Regions from separate parts of the Homo sapiens genome. Here region 2 is linked to region 1. A link is a loop called in an ENCODE intact Hi-C map of the cell type or tissue named here. Cell type or tissue: Caco-2. All regions are shown on one strand. Region 1 holds the start of UBE2Z (ubiquitin conjugating enzyme E2 Z). Region 2 has its middle 4.1 kb from the start of GIP.

The links. Hi-C counts contacts between places; a loop is a spot of excess contacts. Peaks named below come from ENCODE experiments on the same cell type or tissue, not always from the same donor. Only the 100,000 strongest peaks of a DNase experiment are listed, where the experiment ranks them.
Region 2: it touches region 1 in a loop (4-fold over the local background); 3 of 110 quality-filtered maps call a loop at or near these places.

What each region holds. Positions count from the first base shown.
Region 1 is chr17:48,906,986-48,909,485 of GRCh38, forward strand. It overlaps UBE2Z (ubiquitin conjugating enzyme E2 Z), which reads left to right and starts at 1,422. Exons shown (of 7, transcript NM_023079.5): 1 at 1,422-1,835. The coding sequence starts at 1,519. LOC105371814 (a long non-coding RNA gene) reads right to left here and starts at 1,998. Exons shown (of 4, transcript NR_135674.1): 1 at 1,954-1,998. RefSeq lists silencers at 1,561-1,810, 2,081-2,210. In Caco-2, no CTCF peak of the experiment used is centred here; DNase peaks (open chromatin) are centred at 1,386 and 2,166; H3K4me3 peaks cover 1,900 bases.
Region 2 is chr17:48,971,470-48,973,969 of GRCh38, forward strand. No RefSeq gene overlaps it. Among named protein-coding and RNA genes, the nearest start is that of GIP, 4.1 kb to the left of the region's middle. In Caco-2, no CTCF peak of the experiment used is centred here; DNase peaks (open chromatin) are centred at 392, 1,052 and 1,962.

The sequences.
Region 1 (2,500 bases):
TCTGGCCCCACTGGTTTCCAGTTAATATTGATCCTATATTTTTGCTAGGGAAAAAAGTTTTTGTTTTTGTTTTGAGACGGAGTCTTGCTCTGTCGCCCAGGCTGGAGTGCAGTGGCACGATCTCCGCCCACTGCAAGCTCCGCCTCCCGGGTTCACGCCATTCTCCTGCCTCAGCCTTCCGAGTAGCTGGGACTACAGGCGCCCGCCACCACGCCCGGCTAATTTTTTGTATTTTTAGTAGAGACGGGGTTTCACAGTGTTAGCCAGGATGGTCTTGATCTCCTGACCTAGTGATCCGCCCGCCTCAGCCTCCCAAAGTGCTGGGATTACAGGCATGAGCCACCGCGCCCGGCAAGGAAAAACAGTTTTTTAGGAAGGCCCCTGTCATTCTTAGTCCATAGGAATTTTTTTTTTTTTTTTTGAGACGGAGTCTGGCTCTGTCGCCCAGGCTGGAGTGCAGTGGCGTGATCTCAACTCACTGCAAACTCCGCCTCCCGGGTTCAAGTGATCCACCTGCCTAAGCCTCCTGAGTAGCTGGGACTACAGGTGCACGCCACCACGCCCGGCTAATTTTTGTATTTTTAATAGAGGCGGGGTTTCACCATGTTAGGCTGGTCTCGAACTCCTAACCTCGTGATTCGCCCACCTCGGCCTCCCAAAGTGCTGGGATTACAGGCGTGAGCCACCGAGCCTGGCAGATTATTTTTCACTTTAAACATTTTAGGAAAGACCCAAAGAATCCTCAGGGTTTACACTCACAGTACCTCGATTCCTGTATATTCCAAGATTTGTGGGAAGAAAAAGTACTAAGCTTGGAGTCAGGAGGCCTGATGTTTCTTCCTTTCACCAAGCTTCTCTAGTTCTGTTTCATTATCCCCATGGCAACAACTAGCAACAGTGACTGGCATTTAGTAGGCCCTTCATAAATATATGTTGAATAAACTCTAAAAGAGGTAGCTTTTCATTCCAAGTTGAGTTCTCTCTTGGTCCTGTTGCAGGCAAGGGCAATGGTACCCTGCCCTAGGTGCACAAGTGTGCAGGAGGGATCAATCGCAGAGCCTTTCCGAGAGAAGGGGCCCAAAGCGAGTCAACTTCTCTACTGAGCTTCCCATGAGGATGCTGGATCCCCAATCCTAACCATGCAGACGTCTGAGGGTCGCCGCCATTAACGGGAATGATATGGCCCTTCCTCCCCCACTCCCTCCTCTCTTCTCCCCTTTCAACACTTGAATTGGGCTCTCCGCTACTTCCGCACAGCGCAGGACCCACACGAGCCCAGAACCATCACGGCCTGCTAGTTCCCACCCCTCCCGTCCTGGAGGACCGTAGGTGGACGCTCTTGCAGAGCGCCTCTCGCTGGTTGGGGCGGGGGTGGGCGGAGCCAGCACCGTCTGGGCTGTGGAAGCGGAGGGGGTGGGGACACTCTGGCCCGGTTCTCGGTGGTGCGGGAGCGGGCGGGAGCAGCGGCCGCTCTGGTCGGCGGACGTGCTGCCGAGTAGTCCCGGAAGCGAAGCAGCGATGGCGGAGAGTCCGACTGAGGAGGCGGCAACGGCGGGCGCCGGGGCGGCGGGCCCCGGGGCGAGCAGCGTTGCTGGTGTTGTTGGCGTTAGCGGCAGCGGCGGCGGGTTCGGGCCGCCTTTCCTGCCGGATGTGTGGGCGGCGGCGGCGGCAGCGGGCGGGGCCGGGGGCCCGGGGAGCGGCCTGGCTCCGCTGCCCGGGCTCCCGCCCTCAGCCGCTGCCCACGGGGCCGCGCTGCTTAGCCACTGGGACCCCACGCTCAGCTCCGACTGGGACGGCGAGCGCACCGCGCCGCAGTGTCTACTCCGGATCAAGCGGTGAGCCGGGGTTTTTCCTCCCCCAGCCCCGAGCTCCGGGGCTCGACCTTCCCCGCCCCCCACCCTCTCCCACTACAACTCACCCCCCACCCACTGCGCTGCCCTCGCGGCGGCCCACCTCCACGGCCCAAATCTTGCCAGCTCCGGGCGTCGGGATCCAACTCCCTTCTCCCCCCACCCTCAGACCCGCAAGCACCAACCCCCGCCTCGTGTGCCCAGATCCGACCCCGCCCCTCGACAACCTCCCGTGAGCCCTCCGTCTCCATTCCGGCCACCCTCCCCCACACCTCCCACCTCCGGGTGGAAACCCGACCCTTTAGCGCTTCAGTAACGCCCCCTCCCGCCTTCGGCGCCGCCCCTATTTCCCCTTCCCCACCCCAACCTTGCTAGATGCTGCCCGCAGGCCCCACCCATCGGTCCCCTCTCTTCTCCTCTGGAGCCCCGTTCCTAACACAGACGAACTCAGCTTCCTTTGCCATGCCTCTGACTCGAGCCAACCTTTCTTTTTATCCTCCGTTTTTCTCAGATTCCCTCCACACAGTCTTTTCCCAGGTCTAGATCGCTTCCCTCGCCCCAATCTTTCCTTGAACCCCTTTTCCAGTGTCCCAAAGCTGTCCACTCTTACGCCTCTTCCAGAAACACAGGCTACCTCCCCCCAATTCCCC
Region 2 (2,500 bases), 64 kb after region 1:
CAGTGCACAGACAAGAGAGAATATGTCCTGGACCCTGTAGGCAGGGAAGAGCAGGGCAGGCAGGAACAGGGAATGTGGGGAGGGCCCCCAAGCCTAGAGCTCCTGCTCAAGTCTGCAAGTTCCACACTCCCCAGAAGCAGCAGAATATGCGAGGAGGGCCAGGGGAGATCAGAGATGAAGCCAAACTCCTAGGGGGTTCCACAGCTCCCCCAAAAGGCATATTGGGAGGCAGGAAATTGAAAAGATGACCCTGGGAAGTTTCTGAGGATTGGAAGAGCCTGCTGGACTTGATCAAAATCATTTAATAAATCCAACTGGCAGTTAAGCCAGCCTGTCCACACCATAAGGAGAAGCGCCCTGGTGTGCAGAGTTCTGTGCAGGTTTGGGGTTGGGGGTGGGGAGGAGGAGGCTCTGGAATTAGCAGAGCCTCCCTCTTCCCATTTCACTATGGAGAATTGCTAGCATGTGAGGGGTCAGAGAGGACACAGGGGATGGGGGTCAGGAGGACACCCCAACTAGCCCAACACCCACACAAGTTGAAAGAGTGTGTGGGGGCCCGGCACAGTGGCTCACGCCTGTAATCCCAGCACTTTGGGAGGCCGAGGAGGGCAGATCACAAGGTCAGGAGTTTGAGACCAGCCTGGCCAATAAGTGCCGATAGTCCCCACTACTTGGGAGGCTGAGGCAGAAGAATCACTTGAACCCAGGAGGCAGAAGTCGCAGTGAGCTGAGATCACTCCACTGCACTCCAGCCTGGGAGACAGAGCGAGACTCCATCCCCCGCCAAAAAAAAGAAAGAGTGTGTTGGGTTGGGTTGGGGGGTTTCTGAGGTGTTACAGGAGTTAGGTAATCAGGGGAGTGAGATTCAGAGAAGGGGTGATGGGCAGTGCCATCGCAAGAGAACCCTGGGTCCCATTTCCCAGCCCTTCCTGGGTTCTGACTGGGCCCTCAGGAATGAGAACTGTAACAGCAGAAGAGCATCTGGGGTTTGCTTGCTCTTCCAGTCCCCACTGGTGACTCACCGCCACCCCCACCACCATCCCCATCCCCCTCGCTGGCGCAGACATTCTGGCCCAGCTCTGCAGCCAGGTCAGGGTGACTCAGAGGGCTGGCTGCTGCCTCCCCGCCGTGGACCCTGCTTTTGAAGTTCACTTAGTCTTCAAACTCACAGCTGACTGAGAAAGCCGACTTCCCTCTCTGGCTTCTCTCACACCAGTCAACAGATTTCTTCTTAGGCAGAGGAGGAAACAAGAGGTGACTTGATGCCCAACAACTTTGCCAAGTCCTCCGGTCTATCCTGATGCTTAGAGGGACTATCTCCAGCTTTTCCCCACAGTCACATCACACACACAGTCATGCTCCCAAACATTTTTGCCGACAGCATTTCCCTTAGGTCCTGATAGATACTTTCCAGAGGGGTCTTCAAGAAGAATATATGGCCGGGCACAGTGGTTCCCGCCTGTAATCCCAGCACTTTGGGAGGCCTGGGCGAACGGATCACTTGAGGTCATGAATTTGAGACCAGCCCAGCCAACATGGTGAAATACCATCTCCACTAAAAATACAAAAATTAGCTAGGTATGGTGGCAGGCGCCTGTAATCCCAGCTGCTTGGGAGGCTGAGACAGGAGAATCACTTGAACCCAGTGGGCAGAGGAGGTTGCAGTGAGCCGAGATCGTGCCACTGCCCTCCAGCCTGGATGACAGAGTGAAAGTACGTCTCAAAAAAAAAAAAAAAAAAAAAAAAAAAAAAAGAATATGCTATCTATAGCCTTTATGGCCATCTGCTACAAGCAGTTTGAAGCAGTTTGGAAGTCCTCTCCCAGTTCTAACCCCAATCCCTCTTGCTGTTTTCAAAGGCTTTTGTTTGTCGGGAAAAGAGCTCAAGCTCTTAGTAGTTGCTGCCTAATCCGTGGGAGGAGGGCTGCAGTGAAGAGTTGGAATGGGAGAAGATGGCTACAAGGTCCTCACTTCCAAGGAGTCCTGCTGGAGGGAAAAAATTGATTGTGTATTTAGGATAAAAGGCCAAAGGGGGCCAGGCACGATGGCTCACGCCTGTAATCCCAGCACTTTGGGAGGCCAAGGCGGCCGGATCACGAGGTCAGGAGTTTGAGACCAGCCTGGCCAACATAGTGAAACCCTGTCTCTAGTAAAAATTCAAAAAATTAGCTGGGCATGGTGGTGCACGCCTGTAGTCCCAGCTACTTGGGAGGCTGAGGCCGGAGAATCACTTGCATCCGGGAGGTGGAGGTTGTGGTGAGCTGAGATCACGCCACTTCACTCCAGCCTGGGCAACAGAACGAGACTCTGTCTAAAAAGAAAAAAGAAAAAAAGAAAAAGAAAAAGAAAAGGGCTGGGCCTCCCTGAAAGAGCAGAATTCCTGAGCTCCTCTGTTTTTCTGCTAGGGGTACATCCCAGAGAAAGGAAGACAGTGGTGAGAAGGGAGGGTTTTCTCTTCCTTTTCCTTGTGTGGGGGCATGAAGGATGGAGCAGTTTCCAGA